Regions from separate parts of the Mus musculus genome. Here region 2 is linked to region 1. The links are chromatin contacts, found by Hi-C in ENCODE. All regions are on one chromosome and are shown on one strand. Each heading gives the region's core, a stretch centred on a gene start or an enhancer-like site at or near the end of the contact. The rest is flanking DNA. Distances are from core to core; before and after follow the strand shown. Region 1 has its middle 29 kb from the start of Emid1. Region 2 holds the start of Znrf3 (zinc and ring finger 3).

Region 1 (7,863 bases), core at 3,619-6,118:
ATGATGTTCAGTAAATATTTATAGGTAAAATGAACCATGTAGGAGCTGGGAGATGGTTAAGAGCACTGGCTGCTCTTCCAGAGGACCCAGGTTCAGTTCCCAGCACTTACAGGGCAGCTCACAACTGCCTATAACTCCAGTTCCAGGGGATCTGACACCCTCAAACAGATATACATACAGGCAAAACACCAGTGCACAAAGAAGTAAATAAATAAATCATTAAAAAGGTCTTGGAGGGAGAAGTCTGAAAGGGTATGCTGGTACCGGGGACTATATGCACGTATGGTGGGTATACACATGTTTGGTGTGCACACAAATATCTATGTAGTATGTGCTAGACATAGATGGGCAAAGTGTTTAGCCTCAGCAGCAGAGTCTCTGGACTCAGGACTGACTATAATTTGTGGGCACCACAGTGCAAAATGAAAATATAGAGTCTCTTCTTGGAAAAATAATGAAGACTCTCAGGAGGCCAACAGCCAGAGCCAAATCAGGAGCACAGGACCCTGCAAACGCCATATACCTGGGACGGCCAGCCCTATGAGCTGCAGCCCCAAGTCCTCGCTCCCTAAGAGCTCCCGGTCCATAGGTTTGCATCCCCCCCTGCCCCCACTTCCCAGTTCCCTCTTTTTTTTTTTTTTTTTCTTTTTTATCTAGACAGGGTTTCTCTGTATAGCCCTGGCTGTCCTGGAACTCAGAAATCCGGCTGCCTCTGCCTCCGAGTGCTGGGATTAAAGGCGTGCGCCACCACGCCCCGGCCAGTCCCCTTTTTTTCTTGTAAAGCTAGGTTCCTGCCTGGCTGGTCTCAGGGTTAGCGAGCATCCCTCTGTCCCTTGCTGGGGCACTCACTGTCTGCTACTTTGTGTTGTGGTTGGAACAATGAGAATTTCTTCCCTGGGGAGATGTAAATCCCTTCCTCCCTCCCTCCCTCCTTTCCTTTCCTCCCTCCCTCCCTCTTCTAAGAACGCAATATCAAACTAGAGTTTGGTTTCATCAAGGCTCACACATGACCAGAGCATGAGTGAAGGCTTGCCTACAGGAGTATGTGTGACTCTGTAGCAGCAGACTGGAAAGTTTTCACCCACCATGGATGGTGGCTCCCCCATAGCACAGGTGGAACCCCTTTTCTCACCCCCATCTTTCTAGTCTGGTTCTTTCTAGCAGCCTCTGTGGAGATGACACTGACCATGGAGGCAAAGCCACAGTTAAACTGACAGTTTAGGTCTGCAATGCCTCCCAAAGCCATGTGTGGAAGGCGTGGCTTCCCCGTTTGTTGCTATTGAGAGGTGGTGGTACCTTTAAAGGGTAGGTCCTCTTGGAAGGTCTTTATGTCATTTGGGGTGTGTCCTTGAAGGGGATTTGTTGCAAACCTGACCCCTTTTCTTCTCTTGCTGCCTGGCCAAAAGGTGAGCAGGTTTTTCCTTAACACAAGCTCTCACTGGGATGCACTGCACAGGCCCAGAGCAGAGCAGGGCTGACTGACCACAGGCCAAACTTCCAAATCTCCAAGCCCCACAAAGCCTTGATTCAATGTTTATCCTCAAATATTTGTTACAGAGACAAAAAACTGCCAAACATGGACGCTTAGGAACAAATTCCGCTCTCTGGGCTCAGTCCCAGGTAGAGAGAGAGAGAGAGAGAGAGAGAGAGAGAGAGAGAAGGCTGAGCCTTTGGTGACAGAATTTCATAGTCAGGGTGCATTTGATGACAGCTGGCCTTCTCAGTCCCTGGTTACACCCCAGAGAAGGCCTGACTGTGACTGCTGCCCCTCAGGGTTAAATGAAATCGTATACTTGTCCTGCTTAGCCAGAAACAGTCCCTCAGGTGTTAACAAACCATCAAGGCTGCAAGTCAGCCCTGCACTCTTGTGTTTGCGCCTCGAGGGTTGGTGTGGGAAGCTTTCTGGCGATAGGTCCCTAGAGCCTGATTCAATTTAAAAGACGCTGCCAGCATCCTTCCAGAGAGCATCCCGTGGCCTTGAAGCCTCCCTCAGCAGCTTTCCCGCTTGCTGCAGACCCACTGGTAGATCAAACGTCCCAAATGTGGAGAGTTCATTACTGACTTGGTGCCATCTGCTTGGGAGGACAGGGGAGCTTGCTGGAGCTCTTTTTTCCCCCCTCTCTTTTCTTGTTCTCCTTTCTCTTTCCAAAGACATAAACTTGGACTGCCAGCACATGGGGAGGAAGGATGGGGCTGGAGATGTTTATTTTGTAGTTTTCAAAGAAAAGGACTTTTGGTCTAGTAACTGAACATTCTGCTGGCTTTGGGGACAAGCTTTGTTTGTCTCAGCAGGTGTCTCTGGGGGTGACTTGGGGTGAGGCAGGACAGTGGCATAAGTAATGCAGGACCGCAAAATGGGTCCAGACCAGTAGCTTTGGAACACCTCCAGGTGACTTGTCCAAGCAGGGCACATATTCTCCTTGGTGCTCTGGAAACACACATGGCTGCTTTCTTCTGAATGACGGGGACACTTAGATTGCCCTTGCTTTCTTGTGCCTCCCATCCTTTTTAAAGATCAATGTCATTGTATTTTCAAAATGGCACATGTAGTTCATAAATGCAAACTACTTGAGCCACATATAAACACATCAAATAAAGTGGGAATGCTCCCGTGCTCCTCCTGCCCCTCCATTGGTGCTCCCCAATCCCCTTCCTCCTCATGCCCCTCCAGAGGTGCTCACTGACAGCCTAGCTGGGGCTTTAGTGCCTATACACACACAGTCATGCACGTGTGCACTCTTTAACTTGGGCAGCCTAACAAGGCCTTCTTTAAAGGGGCTGAGGGAGGCTCAGCAGGTAGGAGTAACTGCACTTGCTGAGCACCCTCCCATATTGGATGGCTTACAACCACCTCTAAGTCCACCTCCAGAAGATACATACACTTACATGCACATACCTGCCACCCCAGCACCCCACCACACACACACACACACACACACACACACACACACACAATAATAAATAAGACAATGGTGCTGGAGAGATGACGAATCAGTTGAGAGAGCACTGGCTGCACTCATAGAGGATTCAGGTCCTAGTACCCGCATGGTGGCTCACAACCACCTGTACCACCAGTTTCCAGGGACCTGACACCCTCTTCTGGCTGTGTGCATGCATTCAGTGTACAAAAACGCACAAAGTCTCTCTCTCTCACACACACACAAATATAAATGTTTTTAAGAGACAAAACTGAAGAAATATGGAAGACATAAGACTGTTATGTAATGTGATTTCTTCCTGTAGAGGTCCTGATACCTGTGTCAGCAACACAGATGAGGCATGGACGATCATGCTCTTGCTGATGGGCTGAGCTCTCTGATGGGCAGCAAGAGTGCTCTTCAAAACCTGCTCTGGCTCCAAGCCTCATTCTAAATGAACCCTTTCCTGTCCTCGCCTCTGTAACCACAACTCCCCACTGTGCCTTCTTCAGTGTAAGGAACTGGACTTCAGAAACCATGAAGGAAAGACTCTTCCCCCCTTGTTTCTGTTGGCTATTTGTTACAGAGACACGAACTGATAAACCCGTGGGCAGTGTGAGGGGACGGTGATAAGTCTTATAGTGTAACAGGTCCCAGACTGTAACACAGCTGACTCCATGATGGAAGTGCCATTCTGGCTGGAAGACTCAGCATGCAGACAGCACCACCTGCCAACACCAAAACAAAGACCTGATCCAGCTGGGCAGTGATGGCGCATGCTTTACTCTCAGCACTCAGGAGGCAGAGTCAGGCTGAGCTCTGTGAGTGTGTGAGTTCAAAGCCAGCCTGGTCTACAGAGTGAGTTCCAGGACAGCCAGGGCTATATACAGAGAGACGCTTTCTCAAGAAACAAACAAACAAACAAACAAACAAAACCCAAACATAAACAAAGATCAAATCCATCAAAGCCCTTAGTTCTGGGAAGGTCTCTAACAGTACTAACCTTATTTTATGGCTTCTGAAGTTCCACGTATGGCTAACTGTTCTTGTTAACTGAAGTATGTCAACCCAGGTCATGGTTGTTTGCTTGTTTGTTTGTTTTTGTGCATAAAAGCTCAGCTGAGAAAAGCTCCAGATTACACTGGGATCCCAAACACCCAGTGTAGTCGCAGGCTGGCTTTCTTTTGACTTAGAGACCAGAGCAGTCTTCTCGGGCGAATACACCACAACAATAAGGTCAGAGCAACGGAAAATGACCTCCAAGTGTGAGAGGTTCTGTCATCCTGAGAAGGAGAAGGGCAAAGTCAATGTCCAGGCTTAGGACCTGGAGGCCAAGACTTCAACGGAGGATGCAGGTTACCTGGAAGCTCGAGTCGAGCTTTCATTTCCGCACAATCTCAGATCTCACCACAGGGAGGCGCTGGTGAGCAAGGCTGCAGAGGCGAGGGCTTCTGCAGGGTGGAGGCTGCCAGCGCCTTGCAGGTCTTGAGCATGGCTGCCAGCTGGGCCAGGTGCTTCACCCCGTCTGTTTGCCCACCTGGGGCCTTGAAGGAGATGAAGGTCATTCAAGTTTTTCTGTGGTTGGGCCCTTAATTAAGTGGTTCTCAACCTGTGGGTCGAGACCCCTTTGGCAAACCGTCCAGCTCCAAAAATATTTACACTAAGATTCATCACAGTAACAGCAGCTATGAAGTAGTAATGAAAACAATTTTACGGTTGGGGAGTCACCACAACATGGGAAACTGTATTAAAGGGTCGCAGCACTGGGAAGGTTGGGAACCACTGCCTTAACTGAAGCAAATGATAATGCAATTCTCTGAAGGAACAGGAGCAGCAAGGTAGATTAAGCCCTGAGATGGCAGGCAGGAGACACTCCGTGGGGCTGTGGGCCTGAGGGTTTGGCTCAACTGGGAAAGTGCTTGTTGAGCAAGCATAAAGACCCGAGTTCCAGATCCACACCCATGTAAGAAAGCCAGACACCTGCTCACACCAGCAGCCCAGGCCTGAGGAGGCAGAGGCAGGAAGGCCTGGCTTGCTGGCCAGCCCCGGGTGCAGTGGAGAGGGCCACCGAGATGGCTCAGCAGGTAAAGGAGATTGCTGCCAATCGGACAACTTGAATTCTAACTCTAGGAACCACCTTGTGAAATAGAAAACCAACACATGCAAGTTGTCCTCTGATTGTCTCTCACACACACACACACACACACACACACACACACACACAGCATGGCATTCCTGCCCAACACACACACACACACACACACACACACACACAGCATGGCATTCCTGCCCAACACACACACACACACACACACACACACACAGCATGTATTGAATGCACTGAGGGGAAAGCAGTCACTGACAGGAACCAGGTCAGTTCTTTTCTCAGAAGCACACTGCCCTTATGGACGTGTTGTTGGCTTGTCATCTTGTCATCCGATACAAGGCCAGCCCCCTCCCTTCCCCTGCCCCAGAACAAGATCACCTAAAGTCCCATGAAGTCTGGTTTGTGACTCAGCTCTTATTTGCAGAATAGGGACTGATGGCTGGGCATGGAGGCACAAATCTGTAATCCCAGAACTCAGGAGATGGAAATAGGAGAGAATCAGGTTCAAGGCCAACCTCGACTACATCGCAAGTTCAAAGCCAGTCTCATCTGGATGAGATCCCTTTTTTAAAAAAATAAAAAAATCAATCAAACCACAAGAATAGGGACTATGGGCCATGTATCCATTACGACAACAGGTCCCCTCCTGTCTTCGATCCTTAGTTACTGCTAAAATCTATCTGTATTAAGAATACAGAGGCCAGGGCTGGAGAGATGGCTCAGCAGTTAGAAAGGAGCAAGGGCTGTTCTTCCTAGATGACCCAGGTTCAATTCCCAGCACCCGGAGGGGAAACCAGTACATTACATGAACTGTCTATAAAATTCCAGTTCTTCACACAGACATGCACGCAGGCAAGACACCAGTGCACATGAAACTTTTAAAAGACTGGGTGTGTTGGTGCACACCTTTGATCCCAGCACTTAGGAGGGAGACAGAAACAGGCAAATCTTTGAGTTCAAGGCCAGCCTGGTCTAGAGAGTGAGTTCCAGGACAACCAGACCACACAGAGAAACCCTGTCTCAAACAAACAAACAAACAAACAAACAAACAAACAAAATCAGAAAAAGAAAAAGCACAGGTATTGCCTGCAGCGGCCAAGTTAAATATGAGGTATTCCATTGACTAACAGGGCGTAATCTGGGATTGAACTCACGTCTTTTCTCAGCCTCCCAAATGTAGGGATTTCTGGTGCACCACATGAGGCTGTGCTCAACCAATTTACCACATGGGCAGTGGCGTGGGGGTGGGAGGCGCTCAGGGGCTGGAAGAGAAGGTCACTTGACTGGAGTCTGGGAACCAGCGGTAGCAGCAGACCCTCGAGTCTAGGTCCGCAGTCATGTGTCTCTGGTAGGAAATCCCTGGTTTCCCTGGCAGAAGAAGGTGATTTGGCTAATGTTACACGCACAAGGTGTGACATCAAGCCCATGTCCTGCACTCTTCAGCTCTGCTTTGTCCCCAGTCATAGACTCAGACTAGGAGAGTTTCTGGGAGGGAGAGTCCCAGCCTTAGCAAATAACCAAAAATGGAGAGGGCCCTGTGGTTAATCCCGCCGTGCCTCACCCACTAACAGACTAACAGACTGGAGGGGTCTCTGCGTGGGAAGGAAATGATTTTAACCCAGGGCTTGGCTGGGAGGCTCTGGGGGCGGAGTCCAACTCACGGGTATTAGAAGAGGGAAACAAAGAATTGCTGAGGATGGCAAACTGGTTATAATTAAAAGAACCTGGGTTCTGGAAAACAGTGTGGGGCGGCCAGCTGTCCTGGGTCTGGGTTCCTGCTTGGAGCTGGGGGTGGGGCGGGAACAGACAACCCCAAGAGCCAGCTGCCCTAGCTGCTGGGCAGACCCCTGAGGAGAGACCGAGGCAGAGCAGACTGTGGGAGGAGAGCCTCTCTCCTTAGGGCTCTCTCGGGCCAGGATGCACAGGAAGGCACGAGTGCGTGTGTGCGTGCGTGTGTGTGTGTGTGTGTGTGCGTGCGTGCGTGCGTGTGTGTGTGTGTGTGTGCGCGCGCGTGTGTGTGTGTGTGTGTGTGTGTGTGTGTGTGTGTGCGCGTGTGTGTGTGTGTGTGTGTGTGTGTGTTGGGGGTGGGGGGGTCCCCTCAGCTCCCCGCTCTATTGCTCCTTCCCATTTCCCACAACCCAGACTCAGCCATGCTGTCTCTCAGGAAACCAAGCAGGCTGGAGGATGGGTCAGGCCTGATTCTAGTGCTTCATGGATGAGATATTTAAACTCTCAGAGCCATGTTTCTCCCATCTGAGTGGGGACAGAAACAAGACCTAATCCGTGCAGTTGCCGCAGGGATTAAGTAGTGAACAGCAGGGTTGCGAGCAAGCAAAGGCCTGTGGGTGTGGGCAGGCGCCTGCTATTGCATGGCTCCTGGGTGGAGGACTCTCACATGTGCTTCACTATTGGGGGGCAAAAGTCAACACAGTAGCTTATGATATCATCTAAGTTTTGGAAAATTGAAGTTTCTTTTTGAAAATGTTCTGTGCGCACGCGTGCGCACACACGCACACACACACACACACACATACACACACACACACACACACACACACACGCGCGCGAGCGCGCACACACTCGTATGCACATGCATGTGGAGGCCAGAGGACAAGTTTTGGGAGTTCATGGGTTCTGCATATTGACATTAGGTGCCAGGCTTGCGTGGCAAGCACTTTTACCCGCTTGTCATCTTGCTGGTGGAAATTTTGGTGGCCATCTTATTATTACATTTAAAATGTTATTACACTTACGGGGGCGGGGTGCACGGGCACACCATGGAACTTATGTCTGTGTGGGTAGAGGACAGCCTGTGGGGACTGCTGCTCCCTTTTTCCC
Region 2 (7,863 bases), core at 1,767-4,266, 260 kb after region 1:
CACACACACACACACACACACACACACACACATTCATTGGCAAGTAACAGGAAAAAAAGTCAGTACTACAAAATATTTCTTATAATTTTTAAAGTGAAACATTCAAACAGCTTTTTTCCTCTCTTCCCAATTAAGAACAATATTGCTATAGAATCACACTGAGAATAAAAGCAATGTTACCTACATACTACTATTTAGTTCTAGTTATCAGAAAATAAACAGAAGACCATAAAACGTTCATTAAAGGGCAAAACATGAAGTTTTTCAGGTGATAAAACAAAAGGTGGTTTTTAAAAGTTCAATGAGTACTTAGAAAACATGATTAATCTGAAATTAAAGACTGGCTTTGTTTCTTCTACACTTTTATTACACATGCTCTCATTATATTCCCTCTCAGCAATCCTAAAACATTGGCTTTCCTTACAAAACTTATTCCAGAGCTGGTAGGCAGGAGCTACAAGAGTTCCTTTAGTCTGGCAGTATTCACAGAACAAATAAAAGCATGCCGGTCTGTGTGTACACACACAGCTCTGAAAGCCACACTGTGCTTGTCTGGACACATGGATGACCACAACAAAGTTATTAAAGCTATGGAGTGTACCAATGACAAACTATCTCTTCAGGGAGTTCAGATAAGCCCACCAATATCACTGCAGTTATAAAGGAATTAAGGACATCATTAGTGATTGCTTAACAGGTAAACTTATTAAATACCATTTAAGTCATTTTTCTCCCCTTAGTGACTGTTGACTTAATTTGAAAGGGAGGTGCGAGTCTAGTAGACTACAAAAGAATTAGATAAGCACTTCAAAAACTTCTCAAGAGAACAGAGTCCTGCCAAACTCACACATTATCTCTCTACTTGTCAGGATAAAATAGTTACAAATGGTGTGTTTAAACTGCTAATTTTGTATTAAATAGTGAACCCAAGAATATCTGCAAAGCACAGCATTATGCATAATGAATAGCTCCCCAGACAAACTACCACAGAGAATGGCTCAAGTTTAAACACTGCAGATAAAAATCTCAAACTTCAAAAGTCTCCTTCAAAAAGTGAAGTGCCACGTTAAAACATACTCCCCTCAGCTGCAACCCCCACCCTCAAGGCTGTAAATCAAACATTTCTAAAGCCATCAGGGCACAGGGAAAGCCTCAAAGAACGACAAGGACTCACAAGAAGCAAGACTTAAAATTCAAACTCTTCTTAAAGCCTGCAATAGAGTTGTTTAGGTATCTTCAGCCAAGCATCCTCTCTAAAGCTTGTATATTAATGACAGTAACAATAACATGGGGGGGGGGAGAACAGCACCGTTAGCAACATCTGTAGTCACAGAAATTGGTCAAACATGTATTTCGCTTTCTATAGATAAGAATAAGAGCACCACAAAACAATGCTTTCTAATCACAGCCATAGGGTCCTCCTCCAGCTTTGGAAAGACACACACCTTTAAGGAGCTACACCGTATTGGCCCGTGTCCCATCAACTCAAAGCTCTGCGTGCAGCTTCACCCTCCTGTCTACACTCGGAGCTGCTCTGAAGTCATCCCACACAGTCCCTTTTCTCTTCATAATTCACCCAAGAGCAAAGCACCGGAGATCCAAACTATAGGCCTCTAAAGTTCCAAAAGATTCAAAGACGAGCCAACCGTATCAGATCACTCCTACCAGAGGTGCGCCTAACAACCATAAGTGCGCTGCCCTGGAACATGGTAGTGGATAAAAACCATCGTCGAGGGAGCGGGAAATCTATGCAGCTATCCATCCGCTGAGGCTTCGACTGAGAGTCCCTCCTCAAAGACTGGGGACAGCTCAAAGCTCTCCCTAGCCAGCCTCCTTTGGGACGCAGCCCTCTTTCATTTGGAGCAAGGTGGAGGCCCTGTCAGTGAGAGACCCTGGCTCGGGTTTGCAGGCCTCTTCGGTATTAGTCCTTGACCCAGGGGCGAGCCTGCGGTCTTTCTCATCCCCTGTAATCTGAGGCACGGCCACGACAGTGCTCTGCCAATTCCCACTCCTCAGCCAGCTCCGCCTGCTCCCTTCCTGCTGCTGCCCGTCCAGAGCCCTGCCAGAGGGTTGGTGTCTAGGTAAGGCTGCCAGTAGATTTCAGCAAAAATAACCTGAAGATGTGCACCCCGGCAACTGGGTCGCTCCGAAAACGGAGCAAACGTGGATGGAAAAGCAAAGCCTGCGACCTCTAAGAAGTCGCTCCATCCTTCAACTTGTCTCGCCTTTGCAAAGTTGGCATTCAACAGGTAGTTCCCGGGACTTTCACCTGAGGGAGAAAAACGTCCCGCCAACTCAAGAGTGCCGCCCAGGCGCCCATGCCCAGCTCAGCGTCCCCACCCCCACCCCGGCGCGGTGCACCCACCGGAGGCCGAGCCCCCACGTGCGCTCGCCTCAGCCGCCGTGCCCCGGAGGCCCCGTCCCGCCCGCCTGGGAGGGATGCCGCCGGGCTCCGCGCCTCCCCCCCGCCCGCCCGCCCGCTAGCCCGCGGCGGGGTCGGCGGGCGCAGCCCCCGGAGCCATCTTGTGGCGGCGGAGCGCGGGGCCCGGGTGGCTACCTGCACGATCTCGCCCTCGGCGCTGAGCATGGCCCCGGCCCGCGAGAAGCGGCCCGTGAGGCCGGTGGTGTGGGTGGTATAGTCGCCGCTCGGGCTCGACTCGAACAGCACCACCTCCACGAACGCCGTCTCCTTGGCCCGCGCCGCGCCGGGCCCCGCGGCCGCCAGCAGCAGCCCGAGAAGCAGCGGCAGCGGCGGCGGCGGCGGCAGGCGACGACCGCGGGGGCCGCGGCGGAGGCGGCGGCGGCGGCGGCCCGGGGCCCCTGGGCGCCCGCCCGAGCGTGGCCTCATGGTCCTGCGGCGGGAGGGCGCGGAGGGCGGGCGCGGCCGGGCATAGTCGCGGGCCGGCGGAGGACCGAGCGCGGGCGGTCGCCTCACAGCACCATCGCGGCGGCGGCGGCTTTGTGGGTCGCAGGCTCTGCTCCGCTCCCCCGGCCGTCGCGCCGCGGCCCTTTCATCTGCTCCACGTGAGGGGTTATCCCCGCCCCCGCAGCGTCGTGACCCGCTCTCCCCTCCCTCCCCGCGCTCGGCCGCGGCCACCTCCGAGGGGAGCGGGTAGGCGGGGCGGGCGCGCCTGCGGCGAGAGGCGGGGCCCAGAGGCCTCGCCCGCCCCGCCCAATCGACTGAGTCCCGCCCCGACTCCGTTCTTAGCCACGCCCCTCCACCCTTGCTCCGCCCAGGTAGTCTTTTTCGGTCACGCCCCTTCCTCTTAGCCACGCCCCCTGGTCTGTACTCCGCCCTCCGCGGCAGACATTTCTCTTGGCAGTTGCTGGAGTACGGGGAGAGTAAGATCCTCAACCTGTTCCCGGGCGGTTTCGCCCCCTCGGCGCACCCTGCTTTGGTGCCGCAATTAGAGTCATTGGGGCGTCAAAGGCCTCGTCCTTCCGTCCAAGGATGCTTCATCCGCAGCTCCGGCACTGCTGGCCACCCGCACTCGGTGCTCGCGCCCTACCACCTCCAGGGACCGCGAAAGGCCCCGGGCGGTCAGTGGCAGTTTGCAACCCGCCGGGACACGTCCAGTTCTTACGTGGGTGTCACATAGACAGTTACCCTCAACTAAAGGAGTGAGGACAGGTGGCGGAGAACTTGAAGAAGTTATCTAGATTCTAATGGAGTTCATCTTTCCGCAGCCCTGGAGACCGTCTCCAACACTCCCTTCAAATCTCACCATGTGCAGAAGGGCGGAAGAGTCAACACGCTTAATGCACAGACTTCTGGTTGCCAAACATACCAAAGACACGTGCTCCGAACCCAGACGTCCCCAGTCACCCAGAAGATAAACTTTTAATTCTCTTCCCCTTTTTGGAACAGGATTTTTCCTTTCTCAGCAAATCTATGAGACTCACAATCCTCCTTTAAAAGCCACATTCAATTTCTACTTCCTCAGTCGTCTTCCCTCCCTGACCTGAATGGCTTTGTTTAAATATTTGCAAATATTTGGTTAGGGTGATCTGCTTCTACTTGCTACCACACCCAAAATATTAAGACAAAAAGAAAAGTCATTGAGTGTTTCCTTGAGTAATCAGCGCATCGAGGTTACAGTTTAAACTGAAAAGGAATGTTTTGCCAATGTGTTGAATAGAAAATACAATTGAAAAGAAATTCACAGAACTGTGTTACTGTGTTTGGACCACCCAAAGCTTTGGCACAGAAGGTAACTGACAAAGCTAGAGTCATTAGTTTCCCCCAAGCCAAGCTTAATCAGTACTGACTGCTCGGGAGCACTGTCATTTCCAAGGATTGTGACTTTACCCACTAAGGCACAGTCCAGTCTTTTTTTTTGTTTTGTTTTGTTTTTTTTTTGTTTGTTTGTCTTTTCGAGACAGGGTTTCTCTGTGTAGCCCTGGCTGTCCTAGATCTCACTTTGTAGACCAGGCTGGCCTCTAACTCAGAAATCTGCCTGCCTCTGCCTCCCGAGTGCTGGGATTAAAGGCGTGTGCCACCACACCTGGCACAGTCCAGTCTTTAAGGGGAAAGCAATTATTATAGCCATGCATAGCTAGCGTTGCAATCCTTAGAAGTATGAAGTCATGAACTGGTGAATGAATATGCAAATATGGTCTATCCATACAATAAAATCGAATTTTTAACATGGTAGAGTTTCAATCGGGGCTGGTGAGATGGCTCAGTGGGTAAGAGCACCCGACTGCTCTTCCAAAGGTCCGAAGTTCAAATTCCAGCAACCACATGGTGGCTCACAACCACCCGTAATGAGATTTAATGCCATCTTCTGATGCATGTGAAGACAGCTACAGTGTACTTAGATATAATAATAAATAAATCTAGAAAAAATATATTAAAAAAAGTTTCAATCTTCAATTGCATTTTAAATAACAAAATCAAAGACAAATAAAATACTGAATATTGAATGAATGCGACAAAAATATACTCAGTGAAGCATATAGCCTTTCCATTTGTATGAAATGCCAAGAATATAGAAAAATGGAAAGGTTAGTGATCACCAGATACTGAACTGGAAGGAGGATTGGGTAGTATGACTATTAATGGATTTCCCTTAAGGGGAACGAAAATATTCTGTAATTAAATGGTGATGAGTATATTCTTTGTAAATACATGAAATCCACCACCAAATTGTACATTTTCTTTCTTTCTTTCTTCCTTCCTTTCTTTTTTTTTTTTCCCCCTGAGACAGGGTTTCTCTGTATAGCCCTGGCTGTCCTGGAACTCACTTTATAGACCAGGCTAGCCTCGAACCCAGAAATCTGCCTGCCTCTGCCTCCCAAGTGCTGGGATTAAAGGTGTACACCACCACTGCCTGGCAAATTGTACATTTTCTAAAGATGGATTTTACAGTGTATAGATGACGTCTCAATACAGCTGTTAAAAATTGAAGCCTTTTCGTACTTGACGTAGTGGAGCTCGCTTTAATCCTAGCACTGGGCAGGTAGAGGCAGGTGGACCCATGAGTTCAAGACCAGCCTTGTCTCCGTAGGTGTCTCAGGCCAGGCAAAGTTACATAGTAAGACCTTTTCTCAAACAAAAATGAAGCCTTGGGTCAAGAGAGGATCCAAGGTCATATCTCAGCCCCCAGCTCACAACCACCTATGACTCCAGCTTTATGGGATCTGACCCTCTCTTCTGTTCACATACGGCATACATTTACAGAGAAAGAGAAGGGTGGGGGACAGAGGGACAGAGAGGGACAGAGACAGAGACAGAATTTTCAAAAGGCTCAGTGGTAAAGAGCACTTGTTGCTCTTGCAGAGGACCCAAGTTTGGTTCCCAGCACCTACATAACAACTCACAGCCCTCTACAGGGAAATCCAACACTCTCTTCTGGCTCTAAGGACACTGCACTCGTGTGTTGCACAGATATGCAGGCAAAACACCCATTAGACACATTTAATGAAATCTTGTTTAAAAATTCAGCTCAGTGATCTCATTAAACACACTTTGCTATAATGGCAAGGACCTTGGTCTTGCCTAGATTGAAGCTGTGTGGTCCAGAATAGGCACCTAATAAATATTGGTTACATGACTTACTGAGCTCATCACCACACACCCCTCTCCTCCTTCAGACAGTTAAGGTAGCTTTGCATTACCTGCCTAGGAGCACTGGGCTTCATGGGACCAAAATAAATTCTGAGAATGAAGAACGGCAACAATATTTCTCTTAAGAACTTCAGTAGCAATGACAATGCACACAAGGGTCAGAAAATAACCTAGTTTGGGTCCAGTAAGATGGTGCTGGGGGTAGGAGGTGCTTGCTGCCAAGGCAGCTGACCTGAGTTCATTCCCTAGAACCCACACGCTGGAGAAAAAGAACCAACTCCCACACGTTATCCTTTGAATTTCACACATGACTTCCATGCATATACAAGTAAATAGACAGATAGACAGACAGATAATTTTTATTTCTATTTGGTTTTCTCAAATAGGGTCTCTCTGTGTAACCCAAGCTGGTCTCTTACCTCCCAGCAATCTTCCTGCCCCACCAGCTTTCCAAGTACTGGGATTGCAGGTGTGTGATACTATACCTGATTGGATTTAATTGTTCAAACTCTGCTTCAAGATACAATCAATAAGACACAGGCTAGTAACATAGAAACAGCATGATCTGCCTCTCAAGAGACAATGTTACTTAGAAACTGAGGTATTTACCAAGTTTCCCCAAAGTCTGGCAGGCAGAAAAGGGAGATAGAAAGTAACTTGAGCCACTTGGGGATGTAGCTTAGTGGGAGCACTAGTGCTCCATACACATGCGGGGAGGCCCTGTGTTCTATCTCCAGAACTGGGGGGAATTCCTACGATCCTTGGCTCGATGGTTAATAGCACTTGATGCTCTTGCAGAGGATAAGAATTCAGTGTGCAGAACCCACACTGGGTGCTGCACAAGCACCTACAACTCTAGTTCCAGGGAATCTAATGGCCTCTTCTGGTCTCCATAGATATGTGCACATGTGTGCATAAACATACCCACATACACACATATACACATAAATAGAATAAATCTTTTAAAAAAAAGGAAAGGAAAAGGAAAGGTCTTGTGAACTAAGGCTATGGATGGAGTCTACAAGTTGGATCAAATGGTAAGCATGAACAAACATGACCGTGGTCATCATCCATGGTATATCCCATAAACCACCCTGGCTGTGAAGCATCATCGAGCTGTTGGAACCGTTTCATGTGTCCATCCGTCACAGACAATGCATCCACTCACTCTAGCAGGGTACAGATGAAACGGCTATTTCAAATGAGACGTTTGGGACAGGGCAGAGGGTGAGGAGGAAAAACAGGGGACAATGACACATAGGTATAAAATTACACCACAAAACTCATCACTTGGTATTCTAACTCAAAATGTTAAAGAAATTCTATGAACTTGTACAGAAGGAGTTCAAATACACTGATAGGTGAGGAAAAAGTATGCATATGTACACATCCTTGTGTGTGTAATAAATATATGTATAGACTATGATTTTATTGCAAAATATACTGCTGAGTGAAAATAAAAGATGCTGTAACCAAAAAGCACCTGGATGGGGGAAAACAGATATGTGGAAGTTTTCATGAAGGTGGTATTAAGACATAAATGGGGATTAGAGAGTTGGTTCACCAGTTAAGAGCAGTTGTTACTCTTGCAAAGACTCCAGGTACAGTTCCTAGTGCCTATACCGTGGGCTCAGAACTACCCCTAACTCCATCTTCCAGGGATCCAACACCTTCTTGCCTTGGGCATCACACATACATGTAGGCAAAAAACTTATACATATAAAGTTATAGATCTTTTTTTAAAGATGTATTTTTAAAAAAAGATTTATTTATTTATTTATTTATTTATTTAT

Evidence for each region. Hi-C counts contacts between places; a loop is a spot of excess contacts on that map.
Region 2: a map of gastrocnemius shows a loop between it and region 1 (1.9-fold over the local background). The contact joins the promoter of Znrf3 here to the enhancer-like site in region 1. A Hi-C loop is called at or near these places in 3 of 37 maps with a recorded cell type or tissue (gastrocnemius and mouse embryonic stem cell).

Annotation. Positions count from the first base shown.
Region 1 is chr11:5,177,703-5,185,565 of GRCm38, forward strand. No RefSeq gene overlaps it. Among named protein-coding and RNA genes, the nearest start is that of Emid1, 29 kb to the left of the region's middle. Within about 2 kb of position 4,869, at least 1 of the 3 ENCODE cell types and tissues checked has a DNase peak (open chromatin) inside an H3K27ac peak, as active enhancers do; it is gastrocnemius, where a contact is called at or near this core.
Region 2 is chr11:5,441,831-5,449,693 of GRCm38, forward strand. Znrf3 (zinc and ring finger 3) reads right to left here and starts at 3,017. Exons shown (of 9, transcript NM_001080924.2): 1 at 2,558-3,017. The coding sequence starts at 2,848.